Regions from separate parts of the Homo sapiens genome. Here regions 2 and 3 are each linked to region 1. A link is a loop called in an ENCODE intact Hi-C map of the cell type or tissue named here. Cell type or tissue: CD4-positive, alpha-beta T cell. All regions are shown on one strand.

Evidence for each region. Hi-C counts contacts between places; a loop is a spot of excess contacts. Peaks named below come from ENCODE experiments on the same cell type or tissue, not always from the same donor. Only the 100,000 strongest peaks of a DNase experiment are listed, where the experiment ranks them.
Region 2: a loop joins it to region 1, with 9 times the contacts of the local background. A loop is called at or near these places in 85 of 110 quality-filtered maps.
Region 3: a loop joins it to region 1, with 4 times the contacts of the local background. A loop is called at or near these places in 78 of 110 quality-filtered maps.

What each region holds. Positions count from the first base shown.
Region 1 is chr1:9,863,576-9,871,575 of GRCh38, reverse strand. It overlaps CTNNBIP1 (catenin beta interacting protein 1), which reads left to right. Exons shown (of 6, transcript NM_020248.3): 5 at 299-389. Among named protein-coding and RNA genes, the nearest start is that of CTNNBIP1-AS1, 19 kb to the right of the region's middle. RefSeq lists an enhancer at 1-222. In CD4-positive, alpha-beta T cell, CTCF peaks have their summits at 3,717 and 3,918 (motif pointing right); a DNase peak (open chromatin) is centred at 3,925.
Region 2 is chr1:9,612,719-9,620,718 of GRCh38, reverse strand. TMEM201 (transmembrane protein 201) reads right to left here. Exons shown (of 11, transcript NM_001130924.3): 11 at 5,842-7,733. The coding sequence ends at 7,636. LOC124903837 reads right to left here and starts at 6,055. Exons shown (of 2, transcript XM_047436734.1): 1 at 5,247-6,055. The coding sequence starts at 6,055. RefSeq lists enhancers at 4,681-4,740, 4,750-5,294. In CD4-positive, alpha-beta T cell, CTCF peaks have their summits at 4,744 and 4,946; a DNase peak (open chromatin) is centred at 4,948.
Region 3 is chr1:9,720,911-9,728,910 of GRCh38, reverse strand. It overlaps PIK3CD (phosphatidylinositol-4,5-bisphosphate 3-kinase catalytic subunit delta), which reads right to left. Exons shown (of 24, transcript NM_005026.5): 14 at 7,663-7,784; 15 at 7,324-7,467; 16 at 7,051-7,150; 17 at 6,758-6,936; 18 at 6,555-6,667; 19 at 6,305-6,383; 20 at 5,619-5,786; 21 at 4,819-4,942; 22 at 4,490-4,635; 23 at 3,975-4,107; 24 at 1-2,002. The coding sequence ends at 1,865. Among named protein-coding and RNA genes, the nearest start is that of PIK3CD-AS2, 37 kb to the right of the region's middle. RefSeq lists a silencer at 3,640-3,848 and enhancers at 6,722-7,696, 7,697-8,000. In CD4-positive, alpha-beta T cell, CTCF peaks have their summits at 3,481, 3,684 (motif pointing left), 6,741 and 6,940 (motif pointing left); DNase peaks (open chromatin) are centred at 170, 3,700, 6,980, 7,800 and 1 weaker place; H3K4me3 peaks cover 703 bases; H3K27ac peaks cover 2,411 bases.

The DNA of each region.
Region 1 (8,000 bases):
GGAATCGCCCCTCAGCCTTCCGGGCAGGACTTGTGTCTTCCACTGGCCCTATACTAGAACAGACCTTAATCTCAGATTCAGTCTGAGTGGCAAAGGCTTTGGACCCCTGGACCAAGTTTAAGGAGGGTGGGAGTGGGGTGGGCTGGCCCTGAAAGCAAAGGGGTCAAATCTCAGAAACAGAAGCCCGAGCAGGGACCAAGCAGGGACCAAGCAGGCCTAGGCGGTGCCTCTAGGGGTGCAGGTGCCTTTCAGGGAACAGGTGCATGCTGCCCCTCACCACAGCTCTCTCACCCTGCAGCTGACAGCCAGCGAGGAGGAGTTCCTGCGCACCTATGCAGGGGTGGTCAACAGCCAGCTCAGCCAGCTGCCTCCGCACTCCATCGACCAGGGTGAGTTGGCGGCAGAGGGGCTGGGGCAGTGGCACAAGTCCCAGGGGCACCGACTTGTGGTTCCCTTAGAAAGCGTAGCTCCAGCCCTCTTTGATGGGTGATCCATGAGACCCAGGGCTGACTAGGAGGGGCTACAGCTCTCTCCACCCACAGAGCTGAGCCAGGAAACCTTCGGAGCCTCCCACCTGATCCCATCTCCTTCCTCAGGTGGGAGCCAAAGACTCTACAAGACAAATGGCAGGATCCCTTTCTAAGGCCTGGAAGAGGCAGGAAATGGAGATGTCTGGGGGCGCTCATAACTGCAGAGACTGATTATTGCATTTCTTTAACCTTTGGCCTGACCCCTACCCACCCAGCACCCTGTCCAGGAGAGAGAAACTGCCCTTGTGTGCTAGAACAATGCTGTCACTGTTGTCCTGAGCACAGACCACATTGTGGCTGGTGTGGTCCTGGCTGTGGCCAGGAGGAATGCCCCAAAGGCCTGATGTCTCCGTGCGCCTGAGGGAGTTCTGTCTTTTTGGGGTGACCTCAACAAGTCAGCATGGTAACAGGCAGGATGTGAGTGTTTGTTGTGTAGCAGGCACCGTTGTTTCATTCTATTGTAGGTAGCTACTATTTGTATTATTAATACTTCCACTTAACAGGCAAGGAAACTGGGATTTGGGAACAGTAAGCCACTTGGTCATGCAGCCAGGTGGTTACTGGGGAGTCCCGGGATGTACACCTGTGGCTGAGGAGCGCTTCACTGTCTGCCATCTTGCCCATAACCCACATGGCTACTGGACAGCTCCATGTCCCTTGGCTGCTCAGCAAGGTTCTCCTTCTCTAGAAGGCTTCTCATGACACAGAGGCCTAGTATTCTGACCAGCATCTCCATAGAGTCCTTTCCTTTTATTCTCTTTATGCTTTGTTGGAATGATTGGCCATGAAATATTACAACCTGTGGCATGTCCAGACGCGAGCGGGCCCCCGAAAGCAGAGTGCTGACGGCTGCGTTTGCTGTGCTTTGAGGCTGGCATGCGGGGCCTGACCTAGATCACCAGCCAGCCCTTGTTCTCCTGGATGTCTTAGGGCTCTGTCCTGGCACAGGGGCCTGTTCCCAAGCACCGATGCTGGGTGTGACCTGGCTTGTGCACCCAACTCAGCAGAAACCTTCCAGGCAGTGGCTCAGGCAGCTCCCTGGGACAGCAGCTCACCACGCACAACCTGCCTGGGTGTGTCTGCCCAGGTGTGCCTCCTGGATCATGCGGCAGCCTGTTCTATGTGGCGTCGGCTCCCGCCCCATCCTGGGATCTCTTGGGTGAGGTCTCTTCTCTTCCAGGGCTAATCTGGGTTTCTAGCATGGCACCCTCTACCATGGCTTCTGACTCATGTCAACCTGAAACCTTCAGGCTTCTGAGTCCCTGGAGACTCACCTTCCTTCCCACTTAGTCTTGGTCACTGAGTTAACCTGAATTTGAGCTCGGATGGTAAGAAAGCCTCCAGTTGAATACTCTTGGGAAAAAATCAAAATAGGAGACATCAAAATGTAGGACCATATGTCAGTATAAAAAGCAGCAACAGGCCGGGTACGGTGGCTCACAGCTGTAATCCCAGCATTTTGGGAGGCCAAGGCAGGTGGATCACCTGAGGTCAGGAGTTCTAGACCAGCCTGACCAACGTGGCGAAACCCCATCTCTACTAAAAATACAAAAGTTAGCTGGGCATGGTAGCATGCAGGTGTAATCCCAGCTACTTGGGAAGCCAAGATCTCACCGCTGCACTCCAGCCTGGGCAGCAGAGCAAGACTCCGTCTCAAAAAACAAAACAAAACAAAACAAAACCCCAGCAACAACACACATACACACAAGACACAAGCTGTATATGCACATAGAAAAAAAAGCTGGTGGCCAGGTGCAGTGGCTCACGCCTGTCATCCCAGCACTTTGAGAGGCCATGGCAAGAGGATTGCTTGAGCCCAGGAGCTCAAGACCAGCCTGGGCAACATAGGGAGACCCTCTCGCTACAAAAAATACAAAAACTAGCTGGCTGTGGTGGCACACGTCTGTAGTCCTAGCTACTAGGGAGGCTGAGGTGAGAGGATCGCTTGAGCCCAGGAGGTTGATGCTGCAGTGAGCCATGATCGCACCACTGCACCCCAGCCTGGGCAACAGAGGGAGACTCTGTCTCATAAATTTAAAAAATTTTTAAAAGACAAAGAAGCTGGTGGAATATATACCAGACTGTCAGAAATTTTGTTTTTGACAAGGGGTGCTGGGCGTGGTGGTTCATGCCTGTAATCCCAGCACTTTGGGAGGCCAAGGTGGGCAGATCACCTGAGGCCAGGAGTTCAAGACCAGCCTGGCCAACATGGCAACATCCTGTCTCTATTAAAAATACAAAAATTAGCTGAGCATGGTGGCAGGTGCCAGTAGTCCCAGCTACCCAGCTACTTGGGAGATTAAGGCAGGAGAACCGCTTGAATCTGGGAGGCGGAGCTTGCGATGAGCCAAGATCACACCACTTTACTCCAGCCTGGGCAACAGAGCTAGACTCTGTCTCAAAAAATAATAATAATAATAATTGTTAGGGGATAGGACTATATAAGAAACTTTAACTTTCCAAGTCACACATTTTTGTAAAACTAATATTTTAACATTGTACATTTGTTTCTTTGTCATAAGGGAAAGTTAAAAAAAATATTTTTAGGAGAACTCTTGCCTAGCCGAACCCACAGTTAAGAATAAAAATGAGCTCTGCCAAGTTGTTGAGGAAGGTCAGTGACCCCACTTAGCTGTTGACCTTGCCCTGAAACTGCTGAGCAGTAGGAGCAAGCTGGCAGCTGTGACCAACTGTGTGGGCCGTGGAGTCCAGGCCCTTCTGGGTGGGTGGTGTCTGTCCACAGCTACTTCTTTCTCCGGGGAGGGGTCTTCTGGAGCTGAAGCTGGAGCCAGGGAAGACCCCAGGGAATCGTTGCGGAATAGGTGGTGGGAGTCACTCCCTGCTGCTGGGGCGCCCTGTGGACTGCCCCTACCTCCATAAAGATACCTCTAACCTGGCTGCCGGGGCCTGAGCCACACAGACCTGAGCTGCAGGAGGTTCTGAGAATTCTGTGGACTGGGAGTGGAGAGGGGAGGGGTCAGCCATGTCTGGAAGAGTTTCATAAGCATATTTATTTTCTTTGCGAGCCTAACGACACCACAAACAAACACAACAACAATAACAGCAGAACTGCAATCAGCCCAGTCCCATACTGGGCTTACCCATGTGAGGGCAGGACCCTGCATCTGCCTGTGCCATGTGGGCAAATGGATCTCTGTTAAAATCTCACCTGCCCACCTTCTCCATCGCAGAGCCAATCTCAGCTGATGCTGCAGGATCCTGCTGTCAGAGGCTCAGACACTGCTTAGGTGGAAGAAGCCCTGGATTGTTGTCTCCAGGGACTGGGGCAGGATGCGGGGGCCAGAGCAGGGTGCAGAGACTGCCATAATGAACCCCAAAGGCCTGGAGCCTGTGGGTAATGGCCTGGCGTGCACCTCCTGCCCACTAGGTGGCGCTGTCTCTCAGCAAATGCTCCAGGCTGCTTTAGGTGTTCCCTGAGCCAGAGGAGGCTCCATCTACCCCGGGACTCCTCTAGCAGGGGGTCTGAGGCAGACCCTCCAACGGACAGCACCCGACCTTGGTCCTGAGGGTCTGGCCGCCACCTTTAGCCCTGCACATGCTTCCCCTCCAGGGCTGGATGGGTCTGGTACCTGGGGCACTGCTCCCTTACTTGAGGCCCAGGGAGGGGGCCGTGGGCACCCCTTTACCCCCTACCCTTCGATTCCTTCCTCGGTCACATTTGTTGAGTATCTATGGGGAGCCAGGCAGGTGCTGGAGACCCTGGGGTGGGGGCCTCCCCTTACGGGCTCACCAGGTGGTTCCAGCAGAGGCCCCAGTGGCCCCCCAGTTCCCAGCCTGCCTGGCCTCTGCTGGGCTGAGACCACCAATGACAGCCTCCTTTCCCTCCCTTGTCCTTCACGTCACCCCTCACTGGCTGTTTCCCACTCCCTTCCCTCAATCAGGGCTGTCATCCTCCAGGGTTGCCCCCTCTCTTCTCCCTGTTCCACACGCAGTGCTGTGATCTCAACAGAGAACATAGCCAGCTGACTGTTGGCCAGCATCACCACAGCCACCCATGCCCAGCTGACATGGATTTTCCACCTGTGCTCTGCCCTGACCAATGCCCAGCAAGTACACGGCGCCCGAGGACTCAGCCTCGACTCCTCTCTTCCTCAGGAACCTAATGGGTTACTGAGTCCATCCTAAGGCTCCCCAGACCTGCTTCATTCTCTCCCTCTCATTTCCAGCCCCCTCTTGGACTGAGCCCATATTCACTCTTGTCTCACAGCTTCAGATCACTCCTATCTGGCATCTCGACTTCCCATCTTGCCCCCTCAGGTCTGCTCTCTACCCCCACAGCTGGAGAGACTTTTGGAGGCTTAGAGTGACATTAGTGGGTCTCTACTCGACTTTTTTTTTTTTTTTTGAGAAGGAGTTTTGTTCTGTCACCCAGGCTGGAGTGCAGTGGCGTGATCTCGGCTCACTGCAGCCCCCACCTTCCCAGTTCAAGCAATTCTCCTGCCTCAGCCTCCCGAGTAGCTGGGGTTACAGGCTCCCGCCACCACACCCAGCTGATTAGAGACGGGGTTTCACCATGTTGCCCGGGCTGGTCTCAAACTCCTGACTTCAGGTGATCCATACACCTTGGCCTCCCAAAGTGCTGGGATTACAGGCGGGAGCCACCATGCCCAGCCTCCACCCAACTTAAAATCATTCAGTGGCTCCCCACTGCCTTGAGGATAAAATCCAGCCCCTTTAGCTTGGTGAGCAAGACCTGACCTCACACTGTAAAGGGCCATAGTGAATGGCCATGTTCATGCCTTTCTGCCACTGCATTTGCCTCTTGGCCGCCAGGAACCAGCCTTCACCCCCACCTTACTCCCCTGCCCCCTGCAACCTGGGCCAGGCCCTCCTGTCACATGTGCATGTACCTCAGCTGTGCTACACCCACACTGTCTCCTAATCCATCTATTGACCGGGCTCTGAGCTCCTTGAGCTTGGAACTGTGGCTTCCATCTTATTGTTTGTCATGTTTGGACAAATAAATGAACTGGGTTCTAGTCCCCAAGGGTGTCTAAGCAGACCTGGAAACCAGAGAGACTTGGCTTTGAACCAGAGGAAGTCAGTACTTCTCAGGAAGGTCGCCCTGCTGGGAAGGGGCAGCTGCAGGAATGGGGAGGTCCAGAGCTTCCTGAAGCAGGCCTGTGGAGTGCTGAGTCCAGGCTTCTCTCATGGTCAGTGTGGCTCCCTCTAATGCGTAGTGATTTTTTTCCCAGTTATAGAATTGTGCATAGTCATTTTAAAAAACTGGGGAAAGGGAGAAAGAGCAGAAAAGTTTGAAATATTGAATCCTACTGCATAGCTGTAATCACTCTTACCCTTTGTTAAGTTCCCTGTCATCCTTTCACAAACATGCATACATCTGTAGCACAAGGCTGGGACCATAAACATTTTAATACCTGTTTTTTTTTCTTGTTGTTTTTTTGTTTTGTTTTGTTTTTTGAGACAGAGTCTCGCTCTGTCACCCAGGCTGGAGTGCAATGGTGCGGTCTCGGCTCACTGCAAACTCCACCTCCCGGGTTCATGCCATTCTCCTGCCTCAGCTTCCTGAGTAGCTGGGACTACAGGCGCCCGCCACCACGCCTGGCTAATTTTTTATATATTTTTTTAGTAGAGACGGGGTTTCACCGTGTTAGCCAGGATGGTCTCAATCTCCTGACCTCGTGATCCACCTGCTTCGGCCCCCCAAAGTGCTGGGATTACAGGCGTGAGCCACCGCGCCCGGCCTTAATACCCATTTTTAACATCCATTTTTTACGCATGATAATTTCACTGTGTTCTTAAATAATTTCCAATAAAACTTTTTTTTTTTTTTTTGAGACAGAGTCTCACTCTGTTGCCCAGGCTGGAGTGCAGTGGTGCTATCTTGGCTCACTGCAACCTCCACCTCACAGGTTCAAGCAATTCTCTTGCCTTAGCCTCCCAGGTAGCTGGGATTACAGGTGCATGTCACCATGCCCAGCTAATTTTTGTATATTTAGTAGGGATGGGGTTTCACCATGTTGGCCAGATTTGTCTCAAACTCCTGACCTCACGTGATCTGCCCACCTTGGCCTCCCAAGGTGCTGGGATTATAGGCATGAGCCACTGCGCCCAGCCCAGCCACATGCTTTTTTAAGCAGGACAGTGTTTACTTGAGGAACAGGGATGACTTGGGCTGTTAGGTATTTCAGAAAGGGGCAGAACAAATGGGGAACACTTTCTGCTGCATTTTTACCCTGGGCCCTCCACCTATAGGTGCCTTCCAATGTGCTGGTTCTCTGAGAGCTCCGGGTCTCTTCTTGCCTCAGCACTGCACTGGGGTGGTGCCCAGCAAGTACAGTTCCAGGCCTCTGATGGTGCTTTGCAAAGGCCACCCATGGCCAGTCACCCGCAGAACTGTCATCCTCCCACAGTGCCTCAGAATAGGCCCTTGTCCGGCCAGGCACGGTGGCTCACACCTGTAATCTCAGCACTTTCGGAGGCCAAGGTGGGCGGATCACGAGGTCAGGAGATTGAGACCATCCTGGCTAACATGGTGAAACTCCGTCTCTACTAAAAATACAAAAAATTAGCCGGGCGTGGTGGCGGGCGCCTGTAGTCCTGGCTACTCAGGAGGCTGAGGCAGGAGAATGGCGTGAACCCGGGAGGCGGAGCTTGCAGTGAGCCGAGATCGCGCCACTGCACTCCAGCCTGGGCGACAGAGCGAGACTCGGCCTAAAAAAAGAAAAGGCCCTTGTCAAGGTGTTGCTGAGAGGGACCCCGCCTAGACCTAGACTTGGCTCATTTTGTCAAGGAAGCTCCTTGTTTTTTCTCTGCCTGGGGGCCTCCTGGGGCCATGCCCTGGTCTGCTGCCACCCTTCTTGTCTCTGGGAGCTGTGTGCTGGCACCGGGGCTCCCAGGCCTGTTCCTGCCTCCACCTGATCACACTCTTTCTCCAAGACACTTTCCAGGGAAGGTTCCCCCAGCTGCGGCCAGCCAGGCTTTCCCCTTTGGAAGCTGAGGCTGCTGGTTCAGGATCTGCTGCCAGAGAGCCTAAACTAGGTCAGTTGGCTTGAGGGTTACACTGGGAACCTTGTTAAAATATCTGTGGTCATGGGTAGATCAGCAGAAACCAGGCTGTAAGGAAACGGCCTCTCCTTTCGTAGCATGGCATGAGGGAGGCAGCTCTCTGCTCACCAACCCCCTTGACCCCCTCAGCGGCCCTGCCCTATTAGGGGTGGTGGCATGATCTCCATGTTACAGCTCAGTGTGGAAAGTTCTTCCTGGAATCCCCCATAACAGCCTTCCAGCCTCTGTTCTTTCACTTCCTTCATGAAGCCCTCGCTGACCCCTTCCAAGTCAGCATGTGCCCTGGAGCTCCATGCCAGTCTTACCACCTTATGTTGGCAGCCCCTCGGGACCAGGGTCTGTGCCGTGTTCACCATCACACATGAGTCCCCCATCCCGCCTCTGGTGCAGTGTAGGTGTCTGCTGGATGGATGCCTGGAC
Region 2 (8,000 bases), 250 kb after region 1:
GAGGCGGAGGTTGCAGTGAGCCGAGATAGCGCCACTGCACTCCAGCCTGGGAGACAGAGCAAGACTGTCTCTAAAAAAAATTTCAGTGAAGGAAAATTCATGCCAGGTGTGGTGGCTCACGCCTGTAATCCCAGCATTTTGGGAGGCCGAGGCAGGCAGATCACGAGGTCAGGAGTTCGAGACCAGCCTGACTAACATAGTGAAACCCCATCTCCACTAAAAATACAAAAAATCGCCGGTTGTGGTGGCAGGTGCCTGTAATCCCAGCTACTCAGGAGGCTGAGGCAGAAGAATCGATTGAACCCGGGAGGCGGACATTGCAGTGAGCCCAGATCGTGCCACTGCACTCCAGCCCAGGCAACCAGTGCAAGACTCCGTCTCAAAAAAAAAAAAAAAAAATTCATTTGGCACCACTACATCTGCACTCCTGTTTGATGTTCCAGGTAGAGGGGGTCACGGTCCCTGCACTCTTGTGTTACCGGAAAGAAGTCCTGATCCAGACCCCAAGAGTGGGTTCTTGGATCTCACACAAGAAAGAATTCAGGGCAAGTCCACAGTGCAAAGCAAAAGCAAATTTATTAAGTAAAGTGGTGAAAGAATGGCTAGTCCATAGACACAGCAGCCCATGGGCTGCTCTGTTTATTTTTATGGCTATTTCTTGATGATATGCTAAACAAGGGGTGGATTATTCCTGCCTCCCCTTTTTAGACCATAGAGGGTAATTTCCTGACATTGCCATGGCATCTGTAAACTGTCATGGCGCTGGTGGGAGTGCAGCAGTGAGGACGACCAGAGGTCACTCTTTTTTTTTTTTTTTTTTGAGACAGAGTCTCGCTTTGTCACTAGGCTGGAGTGCAGTGGGGCGATCTCGGCTCACTGCAGCCTCCGCCTCCCAGGTTCAAGCAATTCTCCTGCCTCAGCCTCCTGAGTTGCTGGGACTACAGGCACGCACCACCACATCCACCTAATTTTTGTATTTTTAGTAGAGATGGGGTTTCAACATGTTGACCAGAATGGTCTCGAACTCCCGACCTCAGGTGATCTGCCTGCCTCAGCCTCCCAAAGTGTTGGGATTACAGGCGTGAGCCGCTGTGCCCGGCCTGCCTGGCTAATTTTTTAAAAGTTTTTTGTAGAGATGGGGTCTCACTATGTTGCCCAGCCTGGTCTCAAATTCCTGGTTTCCAGAGATCTTCCTGCCTCAGCCTCCCATGCCTGGGATTACAGGCGTGAGCCACCATACCCAGCCCCAAGTGAATTTTGGAACTCTCTGGAGATGGAGCGTGCAGGACAGCCCTTCCCAAGCCTCCCTCGTGATCTGTTCTCAGCTCTGGCCCAGCTGAGCCACCGGCTCACCTCCAACACACTTCCCTTCCCTCCAGCTCCAGAACGGGTGCCCCGAAGCCAGGAGCTCTGAGCCTCAGCTGCAGCTCACTGTTCTCACCCTGGCTTCAGGAGCTCCAGATGTGTGTGCCTCCTGCCACCTCCCCTCAGAGCTGAGACTGGGAGATGCCTACATGTAGCTAAGGGACATTTCATTCAACCATTCATTCAATGTTTAATGAGCCCCAACTACGACCCAAGGGCCCTGTTCTAGTGGAAATGACATTCTAATGGGGGAGGCATGCAGTCCAGCGGTCATGAGGCAATCACAGCGCAGATTTAGTGGAAGTGATTTGCGGATATTGAGAGCACAGTGGGAAAAGGCCTCTCGCAGGCGGTGGGTGGCCGTTTAGGATGAGAACTGAAGGATGAGAGGTGCGTGCTGCGTGGTTGTGCAAGCTCCAGGCAGGGAACACAGGGCAGAGGACTCCAGTGGGCGTCTCTGAAGCGTCCAGTGCAAATGCTCAAAACTCAGTTGACAGCCTGGGCTACATGGTGAAACACCGTCTGTACTACAAAAATACAAAATTTTTCTTTTTTTTTTTTTTTGAGATGGAATCTTGCTCTGTTGCCCAGGCTGGAGTGAAGTGGTGCGATCTCAGCTGACTGCGACCTCTGCCTCCTGGGTTCAAGCAATTCTGACTCAGCCTCCCGAGTAGCTGCAATTACAGGTGTGCACCATCTTGCCTGGCTAATTTTTGTATTTCTAGTAGAGACAGGGTTTCACCATGTTGGCCAGGCTGGTCTCGAACTCCTGACCTCAGGTGATCTGCCCGCCTCAGCCTCCCAAAGTGCTAGGATTACAGGCATGAGCCACTGTGCCCAGCCCCCAGTTTTTTTAATTTAGCCGGGCGTGGTGCGTGCGCCTGTAGTCCCAGCTACTCGGAAGGCTGAGGCCTGAGAATCCCTTGGACCCAGGGGATGGAGGCTGCAGTGAGTCAAGTTCGTGTCACTGCACTCCAGCCTGGGTGACAGAGCGAGACCCTATCTCCAGGAAAAAAAAAAAACAAAAAAACTCAAAAACTAAATTCACAACCTATGCGATGCCCCTGCTGGCATTTCCCTGGGCCTCTGCTGCACTTTTAAGTGGATAATTACATAAGTATCTGTGTGCCTGCCCAAGTCTGACCCCCTACTCGAGGTAAGCTCTTTGGGACAGGGACAGCTCAGTGTTGCTCATCATTCATTGTATCTCGTGGACCCAGCACAGTCTGGCCCACCCTAGGGGCACCGTATTGATGGCTGCACAGTGGCTGAGGATGGATGAACTAAGGAAAGAACCTGCTGTGGAAATCCCGGAGTCCTCCCCTCCTTCACTGTGGTCCAGCTCAGTCCCACCCGGTGAACAGGGCTGGACACGCACACTTGGCTGGTGAAAGGGTGTGTGGAGAACCCCAAGTTGGCACCAAGCTCAGGGGGCTGCACTTCAGCCCTTTAAGGACTGAAAACAGCTTTCCCCACTTCCCTCTGCCTTTGTAGCAAGATATCCTCAGTTGAAATCACAGAAAGCATTTTGCAGTGGTAGAGCCACTCTGGACCCCACAGAAGACACCTATGGTGGGGGTGGGGGGAGAGTTCCTGCCTCTGATCGTCCCTCAGAAGAAACAGGGGGTCACCTAGGCCCTTTCCTGTTGCACAGAGGGGTCCAGCGTCACACGGCTAGTAGGTTGGTATGGTGGGTGGTATGCTATAGTAGTTTTTGAACTTAAAAAAAGAAAAATCGGTAGACTTTTCTGATATAAAACAGAAAAAAGTGGGTTAGCACAAGACACAGGTCATAAAGACCTTACTGATAAAACAGTTTGCAGTAAAGAAGCTGGCTAAAATCTACCAAAACCAATAAGGCTTATTTATTTATTTATTTATTTATTTATTTAGAGGCGGAGTTTCGCTCTTGTAGCCCAGGCTGGAGTGCAATGGTGCGATCTTGGCTCACTGCAACCTCCGCCTCCCGGGTTCAAGAGATTCTCCTGCCTCAGCCTCCCAAGTAGCTGGGACTACAGGCATGCTCCAGCACGCCTGGCTAATTTTGTATTATTATTATTATTTTTTTTAGTAGAGATGGGGTTTCTCCATGTTGGTCAGGCTGGTCTCAAATTCCCGACCTCTGGTGATCCACCCACCTCGGCCTCCCAAAGTGCTGGGATTACAGGCGTGAGCCACCGCACCCGGCCCAAGATGATTTCTTTACTGTAACCTGTAAATTCTTCTCAGTTGAAACCCTGCCTAAGAAAACTGAGCTTCTCTGCTAGAGAGGGGTGGTGCCGGGCACCCTGCCTGCCTCTCTTCACCTCTCCAAATTCCTTCCTGATCTTCTGATGAGCTTTCAACTGCATGGTGGAAGATGCCTGGGAACCAGGGGCAGGTTTCTACAGCAAAACTCAGCTCAAGTACGAAACTAATTTTTCTGTACCTTTCTGTAATGCAACACACAAAAAGCTTTAGCATCTTATTTTTTAGAGAGAGGGTCTTGCTCTTGTCACTCAGGCTGGGCAGTGGTGCAATCACAGCTCACTGCAGCCATGACCTCCCAGGGACTCAAGCAATCCTCCCACCTCAGCTTCCCGAGTAGCTGGGAGGACAGGCATGTGCCACCACACCCAGCTTTTTTTTTTTTTTTTTGAGACGGAGTCTCGCTCTGTCGCCCAGGCTGGAGTGCAGTGGCGCCATCTCGGCTCACTGCAAGCTCCGCCTCCCAGGTTCACGCCATTCTCCTGCCTCAGCCTCCCGAGTAGCTGGGACTACAGGCGCCCGCCACCACGCCCAGCTAATTTTTTGTATTTTTAGTAGAGACGCGGTTTCACCCTGTTAGCCAGGATGGTCTCGATCTCCTGACCTCATGATCCACCCGCCTCGGCCTCCCAAAGTGCTGGGATTACAGGTGTGAGCCACTGTGCCCGGCCCCAGCTAATTTTCTTGTTTTTGCAGAGACGAGTTTACACTGTATTACCCAGGCTGCTGTTGAACTCCTGGGCTCAAGAAATCCTCCTGCCTTGGCCTCTCAAAGTGCTGGGATTACAGGCATGAGCTACTGCAGTGGGCCCTTGGGATAATCCTTCAGAGGTGAATTATTCTACTGAAGATTCTGGCCAGGCACAGTGGCTCATACCTATAATCCCAGGACTTTGGGAGGCTGAGGTGGGTGGATTGCTTGAGCTCAGGAGTTCGAAACCAGCCTGGGCAACATGGTGAAACCTCTTCTCTACAAAAAATACAACAAAAATTAGCTGCGTGTGGTGGTGTGCACCTGTATTCCCAGCTACTGGGAGGGCTGAGGCAGGAGGAATGTTTGAGCCCCTGAGGTTGAGGCTGCAGTGAGCTATGATTGCATCACTGCACTCCAGCCTGGGGGACAGCGAGACCCTGTCTCAAACAAAACCACCACAAAGAAGAGATGCCAATATCTTAATGCCAGGATTATGAGGCATTTTCTTTTTTGCTCACTTCTATTTCTAGGTTTTCTACATAAATGTGTTACCTTTTGATAAGAAAACCATAGATGGCGTTACTACTGTTGCTCCCAAGTTGGGGAGAACCTCACAGCTGAGGGCGCTTGGCTCTCTGCTGCCCTCACTTGGCCTCTCCTCGCCAGGCCGGGGTAGGAGCTGAATGGGCTGCTGGAAGCCTGAGCCTCAGGTTTAAACATGATGTTCCCAACATCTTGAGGACCCGAGGTCAGTGAGCTCAGAGGCGTTTGTGGCTCCCGCTGCAGGAAGCTCCTGATGGGAAGCCGTCCCAGCCCTGCACCCTCATCTGCCCTCAGGGTCTGGTTCAGGTTGGTCCTGCCGGCCCCTGGGAGCCGGTCCCCCTGCTCACTGGCTGTGGTCCTCCTGCCCGCTGGGCACTGGGCCAGAATGACAGCCCACCTTGGTAGAGCTCCCTCTGCGTTGTGCTGTGGCTTAAGGGTCCCCATATCAGCCCCGGATGGCCGTCCTGTTACTCCCGTGTCAAACTGAAGCCAACAGAAATGCAGATCCCAGTCACCAGAAAGGTGACCCCAGAGCTTGTGCTGTGACACCCTGGCCATTCCCCATCCCCGCCGCCTCAGCATGGAGCCGTGCAGCAGCTCTAAGCCCTCTCTGAGGAAGACGAGGTCTTTTTCACAACCTGACCGTGGTCCCTGCAGCCAGGGGCAAGGACGGTCAGGGATGGCTGGTGGGCTCAGGCTTTTCTGAAGAGCTGAGCTGAGCATTTCCTGCCTGGACACCCTTCTCTGCGCAGCAAACTCTGGGGTGTCCTTCCGGCCCAGGCTCAGCCAGGCAGCGAGTCTCCTGTCCAAATCCCTAAGCCCCTCCAGGGACACTGTCTGGTCACACTGTGGCCACCCCAACCCGAGCCCCCCACTCCAGAACCCCCCGTTGAAGAGGAAAGAGAAAGTGGATGAGAGCCCCCTTAGCAGGGACCCTGCCCTACCTGGAAGGCCCGAGCTGCCCAAGCAAACGAATACAGACAGCCAGCAGGCATCATTCAAAGGCTGTATCTTTTTTGGTTTCCTTTTTTGCTTTTGTAAAGAAAAATAAGGTTGTGTTTTCTGTTTGAAACAAAACATAAAACCCCCTCCCGCTGGGCCTGTTCCCTGGCTCTGGGGGATGCTGGGACCGCAGGTCTGGGCAGGAGAGGCCAGGCTGCCCGGCTGAGAGGAGGGAGCGCCCTCAGAGCCAGAGATGGAGTGCATTTGGGAATGGAGTTTGATTAAGCAAAAAATAAAAAACCTCGACACACACACACACGCCTGCTATACAGAAATGGGGACCAAGAGGCGCTGCCTCCGAGTTGGAACCATTGCTGGCAGCTGGACTCAAAAGTCCTGATGCTGTCCTGGGGCCCCCATTCCCCACGTTTCAGGGGTAGGCAGGGCAGGAGGCGGCATCCACAGCTCTCAGGACAGGAGTCAGGGGAGAGGAGGGTGACGTCAGAGCAAGCTCCTTCCCCACATTAAAAAAAAAAGTATTAAAAAAGCACCCAAAGCTTAAAAAAAAGAATCCTCCATGGCAGGGAGAGTTGGGGGCATCCTGCTTACTAGCAAAATGCCTGACCTGGCAAAATGTGTAGAAAAATAAAATTAAACTTTATCCCTGAATGGCAGAGTGAAGACCCTTCTTCCCGCCCCACAGTGAGTCTCAGAATCCACCGAGACAGCTGATTCCTCCCCAACTGGCACCAGCACATGACCAGCAGACACACACTGCCCCAGGCCCGTGTCCCAGGCCCAGGGTGGGACAGCGGAGGGGCTCTGATAGCCACGGGTGCACGGTCCCTCCCCGCTGCCTCACAGCATTGGGAGCGCCCCTCCTCAGTGCCAGGAAGGAGCCCCAGCAGGGGAGTGGGCAAGAGAACCAGGGGAAGATGGGGTTCTCAGGGGCTCCTGGGCAGAACTAGGGGAAGATGGAGTTCTCAGGGGCTGGAGGCAGGTGCCCAGTAGGGTGGTCGAAGGGGTGCAGTCTCATCTGAGATCTGAAGGCCCCCCGCCAGCCTGCCCTGCAGTTCCATGTGCAGCTGAAGGACCAGACGTGCAGGCCTGGAAACACAGGGCGAGGTGGGCCAGGGCGCTCCGCATTCTCAGGGTAATGGGGCTGCTTCCAGGAAGGTCAACAGAGGTCACAAAGCAGGGCACATGGGGCAGGGGAGGGTGGGGCAGGGGCTCGCGCTGGTCCTGGAGGCCCAGCTGGGCCTTTGGCTGCTCAGACCTGGGAGCTCTGAGGATCCCGGGAGCCCTTCTGCCCACTCCACAGGAAGGGGCAAGATAGGGCAGATGATAAGGACCATGCTTCCCCCTCCCCCAGGGGGCCTTCAGCTTAGTGGGGCTCTGAGGTTGCCCCAGGTGAGACAGGGGAGTACAGTACAAAGATGTGACTACGCCTGTGGGCGTGGGGCCAGAAGGCAGGCCGGGCAGCTCCTGCTGCAGTTACAGTAGTACTGGCGTCCCTGCCAGGCAGGGCTGAACTGTGTGGGGCACCCCAGGGTCATGCAGCCCCTTGGGGCTCCCTGGCTTCGGGATCAGAGTGTCAGCACCAAACACAACCGATGTCAGCCAAGGAGGTGAGTGGGCAGAGAGTGTGACCTCAGACACATGCTCAGCCCTGCAGTCCGTTAGGTGAGGAGGGGCAGGTGTCCTGAGGACAGTCACAGTCCAGTGAGGTCAAGGCCCTGGAGATGAGGGCAGAGGTGGCAGCCCCTCCAGGGAGGGTCCTGAGGCCGGCAGTGGTGAAGCAGCAGGCACCGGGTTGCTCCCCTCCGAGGGGCTCCAACGGTGGGTCAGCGCAGGCTCTGGTACAGAAACACCGAGGTGAACAGGGCGTTGGCGGCCAAGCTCACGGCCAGGAGGCCCCGGACCAGGGAAGGGCCGAAACGACCTGCAAAGCAGAGACCTGGTCAGAACATTGTTTGGGTGGGTGGGTTCGCTGTGCAGCTGAGCAGCCCCCTAGAGCATGCAGTTTGTGGGGAGCTCAAGGCTCTGCCCAGGGTACTCTCTGAGACTGGTGAGGCTCACCCCCAATTCTTCTCTTGGCCAAAGGCTTCCCTAGCAGGAAAGACCCCCACTCCCTGCCTCCCTGAAGGCACAGCTTTTCCTAACCCTGAGCCGCCAGGAAGGCCATGGGCTGGGCTGTCATGAGCTGGGG
Region 3 (8,000 bases), 140 kb after region 1:
ATCTGCCTTTACTTCTCATTTCAAGGTTTCACAGAGTGCTGGTCTCAACCCACATCAGTGATACTTAACTAACTTGCCTTCCCCAGACAGAAACATGAAATGACTTAAAAAAATAGAAAATATTCTTCTCGCCAGGCACACAAGACTGTACACCCAAAACCAGAAACGCTGTGGCTTTGCAAAGTGTGCTCCCACACCCGCGCACACAGGCGCACTTAAATAAATAACGCGCACGCACGGCTTTCCCCATTTCGAAACAGGCAGACGGTCTAGTGAGTTTCAGCACTTGCTGGGAACAGGCGTGTGGCCAGGGAGGTGCCCCGCGGGTGGCAATGACTACTGACGGACCCCTGGTGAATCAGAACAGAGCTGGCACCTGAGCCGCTGAGCGGGCGGCTACTTCTGGCTCTGTTGAGTTTTGGAAGACCTTTGAGAAATCAACAGCATCACCGGGCAGGTCCTGAGTCCATGGCCTGATATGTTAGGATCACCTGTGGGCTGCTAAAAGCCCACAGTCCTAGCCCCATCTGCAGAGTTAGTTGGCTTCTGAAGGCTGGGAGAAGCCCTAGAACCTGCATTTCTAAAGCTGCTCAAATCCAGGCCTTTGGAGGCTTAAGACTAAGCCTGCACCATTTCAAACTAAGTATAGTCAGAGAGAAAGATCCCAGCACGCCCCCTCGTTCTCACACTTCTGGTACCTCAGCACTCTCACAGCAGGTTCCCAAAGGTGATGGTTCTGGAAGAGTTCTGGCCTCATCCTTTTGTTAAAACCTGCTTTCAGAGGTGGCTTAGACAATGGCAGAGTGGGCCGGGCGCGGTGGCTCATGCCTGTAATCCCAGCACTTTGGGAGGCTCAGGCGGGTGGATCACCTGAGGTCAGGAGTTCGAGACCAGCCCAGCCAACATGGTGAAACCCCCGTCTCTACTAAAATACAAAAATTAGCTGGGTACGGTGGTGCACACCTGTAATCCCAGCTACTCAGGAGGCTGAGGCAGAAGAATCACTTGAACCTGGGAGGCGGAGGTTACAGTGAGCCAAGATTGCACCACTGCACTCCAGCCTGGGCAACAGAGGAAGACCCCATCTCAAAAAAAAAAAAAAGATTTTTGAGATAATGGCAGAGTATTCGCTTCTGACCTGCTTTTGCCTTCATGCGTGACCGGGGTGAGCTACATGAGGCCCAGATCTCTTTAACACGTCCTGAGGACCAGCGTAGATTCTCCTTTATGGGGCTGGGCCTGATCTCCCCAGCCGTAGAGGTGTGGTGAGTCATCTATTATTTTCTTACCTGCAAACAAAATCACTTTACAGTAGAGAAAGATGAGGGAATTCTCGTACCCAAGACCCACTTGAAAAGTGGAGAGCAAGCATCCCTGAATCTAGAGGGTACCCCGGCTGCCTCGGGGAGCTGCCAGAACTCAGTCTAGGGAGGATACACAGGGTGGGTCGCACGAGGATCAAGGCATCCTGTCGGACAGTAGGCACCAGGTGACCGCCAGGCGCCAGGACCCAGGCAGTCTGGCGGGAGGCCTGGGAAGAAGGTTCCCTCGGGAGGAGAACAGTCTTTGCTGGGCCCAGATCCACCAGCTGGAAGACTTGGGGTGACAATCCTCAGCCGAGAGCCAGGTGCAGCCTCGGGGGGCCCAGCACCGCCGCTGCATGAAGGAGGCGTTTCCGTTTATGGCTGTTTAGCTCCTTAAACTATTTCAAGTCATAAATAAATAACCAGTGTAAACAAAAGGCAGCCATGTCGGTTCTTTCCCGTTAGGTGCAGTTCAGGCTCTTCAGCCCCTTTAGGACCAATGTGCTTGGTCCCCACGACCCGCAGCCGCCTCCTCTTGGGCCCAGGGCTGGGAGGAGCCACTACTGCCTGTTGTCTTTGGACACGTTGTGGGCCAGCCAGTTCACTTTGGTTTTCCAGCTCTCACGGAGGGCTTCGTTAAACTTCACTCGGAAGTGCTTCAGTGCCTCCTCCTCTGTTTTCCCCAGTGCCAGGGAGTCCTGCAAACAAATCACAGCGGTGTCCACGTTAAGGGGGCCCGGACCTTGCTCTGGGATGCGTCCCTCTCTGGGGACTTCAGAGTCACTGAATGAAATGGTTAGTAGAGAGCTCCCAGCATCTCAGGAAAAGCTCTCTATTCCGCTCCCACCCTCAAATGAAGGTGCCAAAGACATCTTGGCCCCAGAGCCCCCAGTTCCCAAGTGACCTCGCCTCCCCTACTGGAGAAATGGCTCTGGGAGGAGCATGGGAGCAGCTGCTTTTGCAGGGACTGGTCACCAGAGGGAAGGTCCTGGCAAGCATGTGTGGCCCCAGCAGCCTCACCGCCCCATCCCACCTTCTCACATGGAGAGGACACAAGAAGGAAAAAAAATACATATGTATCTGTATATATACATTTTTTTGAGACAGTCTCACTCTGTCGCCCAGGCTGGAGTGCAGGGGCATGATCTCGGCTCACTGCAACCTCCGCCTCCCAGGTTCAAGTGATTCTTCTGCCTCAGCCTCCCAAGTAGCTGGGACTACAGGCAGCCGCCACCACACCTGGCTAATTTTTTGTATTTTTTAGTAGAGACGGGGTTTCACCGTGTTAGCCAGGATGGTCTCGATCTCCTGACCTCATGATTCACCCGCCTTGGCCTCCCAAAGTGCTGGGTTTACAGGCCTGAGCCATCGTGCCCGGCCAATTTTTTCTTTTTGAGACAGAGTCTTGCTCTGTCACCCGAGCTGGAGTGCAGTGGCGCGATCTAGGCTTACTGCAGCCTCAGTCTCTCGTGTTCAAGTGATTCTTCTGCCTCAGCCTCATGAGTAGCTGGGATTACAGGCATGTGCCACCATGCCTGGCTGATTTTTTGTATTTTAAGTAGAGATGTGGTTTCACCATGTTGGCCAGGCTGGTCTCAAACTCCTGACCTCAGGTGATCCACCTGCCTCAGCCTCCCAAAGTGCTGGGATTACGGAGGCATGAGCCACCATGCCCAGCCTGGAAAAATATCTTTTATTTATGTTTATTTTTATTTTATTATTATTTTTTGAGACGGAGTTTTGCCTTTGTTGCCCAGGCTAGAGTGCAGTGGCATGATCTCGGCTCACTGCAACTTCTGCCTCCCAGGTTCAAGTGATTCTTCTGCCTGAGTCTCCTGAGTAGCTGGGATTACAGGTGCGTGCCACCACACCTGACTAATTTTTGTATTTTTAGTAGAGACAGGGTTTCACCATGTTGGTCAGGCTGATCTCGAACTCCTGACCTCGTGATCTGCCCACCTCAGCCCCCCAAAGTGCTGGGATTACAGGCGTGAGCCACCGCACCCGGCCTGGAAAAATATCTTTTTTTATTATTTATTTTTATTTTTTTTGAGACCGAGTTTTGCTCCTGCTGCCCAGGCTGGAGTGCAATGGCACAATCTCGGCTCACTGCAACCTCCGCCTCCTGGGTTCAAACGATTCTCCTGCCTCAGCCTCCCGAAAGTAGCTGGGATTACAGGAATGCACCACCATGCCCAGCTAATTTTGTATTTTTAGTAGAGACGGGGTTTCTCCATGTTGGTCAGGCTGGTGTTGAACTCCCGACCTCAGGTGATCCGCCCACCTCGGCCTCCCAAAGTGCTGAGATTACAGGCGTGAGCCACCCAGCCTGGCCAAAAAATATCTTTTAGAAGGCAGAGGGAGCCAGCGCTCACGCGGCCCCCTAGTGGACACCTGAAAGCCCCGCAGCCCTGAGCACAGCACCCCAACCAGGAGAGGTCACTACACATCTGCCACTGAGTGGAACCATGCCTGGGCGGCTCAACTCTGGTCCAGCCACTTTCCCCTCCACCGCCCACCAGCTCCACTGCTGGGTCCTGGGACGGCATGAGGCACACACAGCTCAGTGCCCTTTGGGGCCTACTGCATTCAGGGCCCTCCTAGGTCACATTGCTCGGGGGCAGGCCTTGGAAGTCCACTGGCGACAGCAGTCTCCTGCCCGGCACATACCTTGAGATACTGGATGTCTTTGGAGCAGCTGAGCTCAGGCAGGCCTGCCGCCCGCATCAGGGCAAAGAGGTGGAGGAAGAGAAGCCCGTGGCGCCGCAGGATGGTGTAGGCCCTTTCACAGTAGCCCCGGAACCTGCAGGTAGGGGACAGAGGAAGTGAGGCTCTGGGAACTCCCAGCCACAGGCCAGAGGGCCGCTCTGCATCCAACCAGCCCCTTCCCCAAGGACACCTGCCCTTGCCCTGATAATGGGTGGACACAAGGCCTCCAGTTCTGCTAACTGACCCCCGTGCCCCAGCCAGCCTCCTGCTACATGACCCACAAACCTGCCCACATTGCCCAAAAGGGGCACTGCAGGGTGGAGCAGGGGCATGTTCCAAACCCATCAACAGTTGGGGTGAGGGGCCAGGTGTGGGGTTGAGACCTGAGCCCCATCCTGCACCCTGCCTGGGAACCTCTGCCCTGTTCCCTGGGGCCCCACACCGAGGGGCATCTGGTGGGGCTCAGGCACTCTCACCGTTCAAATTTCTCACTATTATTAGTCTTCCCCTGCTGAATCACATGGACAAAGTCGTAGGTGAGGATGAATGGGACACGCTCGCGGTTGATTCCAAACTTGGTCTTGAAATTCCCCAGAAAGTGGCCAAAATCAATGTGGAACAGCTGAGGGGAGGGGAGAGGAGGGGGAGGATTGAGAAGGTGTCAGACAGGAGAGAATCCAGGGGAGACAGGAAGCCAGCAGGGCTGGGGGACCCCTGCCACAGAGCTGTGTGCTAGGCAGAGGGGCCAGCAGGCTGGGGCCAGAAGCCAAGTCCCCACAGCAGCCGCCAGCACCAGCCCCTGTACCTGCCCACTCTCTCGGATCATGATGTTGTCGCTGTGCCGATCGCCAATGCCCAGCACATATGTGGCCACACAATAGCCAGCACAGGAGAGGGTGAACTCCTCAATGGCTCGATCCAGGGCCTCCCTGGGTGGGGAAGATTAAAAAGCATGGCCATACCATTTTGCAGCTCCGCCTATCAAGAGGTGGGTTATTACTCCCTCTCCCCTTGAATCTGGCCCTGTGACTTGCTTTGACCAACAGAACATGGAGGACACAATGCTGGACATCGCTTGCAGACGCTATTCCAGAGCCAAGGCATGAAGACCCCTGCAGATCTTGAACCCCATACCCTCAATACAGAGCCACGGAAGGAAGGTGAGGCTGCTAAATGAGGAGACCACATGCAGAGAGGCATCACAGACAGCTGGCGCCAAGGCCCCAGGAATGAGATGGGTTATCTCAGACCCCACTGGCCCAGTTAAGGCACCAGATGAGAACAGCTGCATGAGTGATTATGTGGAACCAGCAGAAAAGCCACCCGGCTGAGCCCAGCCCCAGCTGCAGATCTGTGAGCCAATCGTAAATGGCTGTTTTTTAAAGCCCTGCGCTTTGGATGGTGTTGCATAGCAAGAGACACTGATACTTGGGGAAGAGAGACCTACCTCACCCCAACCCAGACACAGGCTGGTCCTCAACTGAGCCAAGTAGCCACAAAGATGGTCTGAGGCCCCTCCCCGCTCCTTTGTTCTGACAGGCGAGGCCCTCCCACTCCACACCTCTTGGAAAGGAGAGGGAACCTATCCCTGGGCCTGAAACCCACCCCGGGTTCTTGGACTTCAGCCAGTTGAGCAGGGCATCCTTGTTGAAGGCGGCTGTGGCTGCCATGTTGCTCTTGTTGAGTTGGATGTTGGCGATGGTGTCTGAACGGAGTACCACCTCAATGAGGCCTGTGCGGTCCCCGGTGGGGAGGCAGCCATAGGGGGTCATCCTAGGCAAGGGGGAAGAGGGACGGGCAAATGGCATGGTCAAGGGCTGTCCCTGAGGCCACTTGAGCCCCAGAAACTCATGGTGCCCCAAAAAGCCACAGAAGATGCTGCTGCCCACATTGCTAAAAAGCAGGTGAGAGATGCTGGCTCCTTGGAGATGCCGGCACCAGCATCTGAGGTGCAGAAAGCACCACAGCTGAGTTCACATTTGCTTGGAAGAGAACCAGACAGAGGCCTTGGGAGAAGACGCCACTGCTTCCCAAGATGGGCTGGGGAAGCCAGGGGCACCTGGGCAACTAAAGCAACAGAGCAGGGTACACACTAAGCCTCAGGAGCAGCCTTCACGCATCCTGCTGCCCGCCGCCTCCTGGCCTAGAGTTAAACCGCCTCCGGGTCTTCCTAGGAAAGCCCTTTCCCCGGCTGAGATGGTCATGCCACCTTCAACAAGGACCCCTCCAGGGGCACAGACTCCCAGGCTGGGCACAGACACCAAGGGACGATGTGGGGTGGGGGTCCTCACCTCAGGTCCAGCCCCTCCTGCTTCCACAGGACGTCCATGAGCTGGATCATCTGCAGGGTCAGCATGTCCTGCCGGAGGTCTGTGCCACCGGCCGGTGGGAGGAGAAGCGTGAGTTTCTGGTAGGTTCTCTGCTTCCAGCTACACCCAAGCCCTTAAGTCCCAGGATTCTGTCTTCTCCACCCCCACTCTAGGAGCACCCCAGGACCCCCCAGGGCAGTACAGGCGGGGTGTGGGGAGGCCAGGCCCTCACCATCCCCGTTCTTAAAGATGATGCCCACGCTGCCGCCGCTGCCTGCCTCCTCGTTGCTGTACATGATCCACAGGGGCTTCATCTTGGAGTCCATGAAGGTGCACTGCTCCACGCTGCCAGGCCAGAGAGCGGGCAGTCAGCAGGGGCTCCTCTACCGGCCTCCCAGGGGTGGGAGGAACCCTTGTGGCGGGGCTTGGGCTCACCAGACTTCAGCCAGCAGGGTGCTGGGGTCGAGTGGGGACTGCAGGTGGGAGAGGGCCTCTAGGTAGGCCTCCTGCCGCATGCACAAGTGCATCAGCTCCTTGGTCTGGGGCTTGGGGGTCTTCTGAGAGCTCAGCTTGACGAAGTCATTCAGGGCCTTCAGTTTGCTCAGTGCTTCCCCCTGGTGGGCAGATGGGAGGGCGGCGGTGGGCAGGTCCCAGCCTCGACCCAGCCCTGGGGATTCCCAGACGCTCAGGGCCGCCCCCTGCCCGCCCCCCAGGGCCTTGGGCCTCACCTGCTTCATCAGCACCTTCATGTGGTGGGTGCTGCCCCTGCAGTAGGCCTCCAGGATGAGGCCGAAGCGCAGGGCCACCGACGGCACGTGCATCTCGGAGCTGGAAGGTGAAGGGAGGGCTGAGCCTCACCAGGCAGCACCACGCAGCCCCTCCCGCCCAGCAGGACCTAGCGAGGCCAGGACACCCAGGCCTGCTGGAAACGTCCCCAGTGGCCTTCCAGGGAGACTCAGGGGCTGGGATTCCCACAGAACGGCTGGGGCAAGTCCCGCTACCGGAGGTGCCAGAAAAGGAAGTGGCCGATCTTGCGGTTGGCCAGGGCCCGGTCCAGCAGGAATTTGGTCAGCTCGCAGTCCAGGTAGGACTCGTACTTGAGCACCTGCACCAGCTGCAGCAGGTACTGGAACAGCTCATCGTCCCTGCAGGGAAGGAAGGCGCTGGGGCCTGGAGCTCCCCGACTCAGGACAGGAGGGAGCTCCCTCGGCAGCCAGAGGGAGGCCAGGCAGGAGGGAGCAAGCCCACGGGAAGGTTCAGGCCCCACCCAGAGCCCACGTCCTGGCAGCCAGGACACAGCTGCCCTCTGGAGAAGTGGGGAGCGCCCAGCTGGGACTCACGTCAGTTTCCGCAGCGACTTGATGGCGAAGGAGCCTACGTGGCAATCGGGGAAGCTGAAGTCTAGCAGCTCCAGGGCGCTCAGGACGGGCAGCTCCGGCCAGGAGCACAGCAGGTAGAGCATCTGGGGGGAGCCGAGGTCAGGCTTGGGGGCGGCCGGGGTCAGGGTGGAGGTGGTCAGGGTAAGGGTGATGGCCAGCCAGGGTCAGGGTGGTGGGTGGCCAGGGTCAGGGTGAAGGTTGGCCAGGGTGAGGGTGGGGGTTGGCCGGGGTCAGGGTGGTGGGTAGCCAGAGGCTGTGGTCTGCCCCCAGCTCCGCCCCCAGGTGCGCCTCCCCACCCA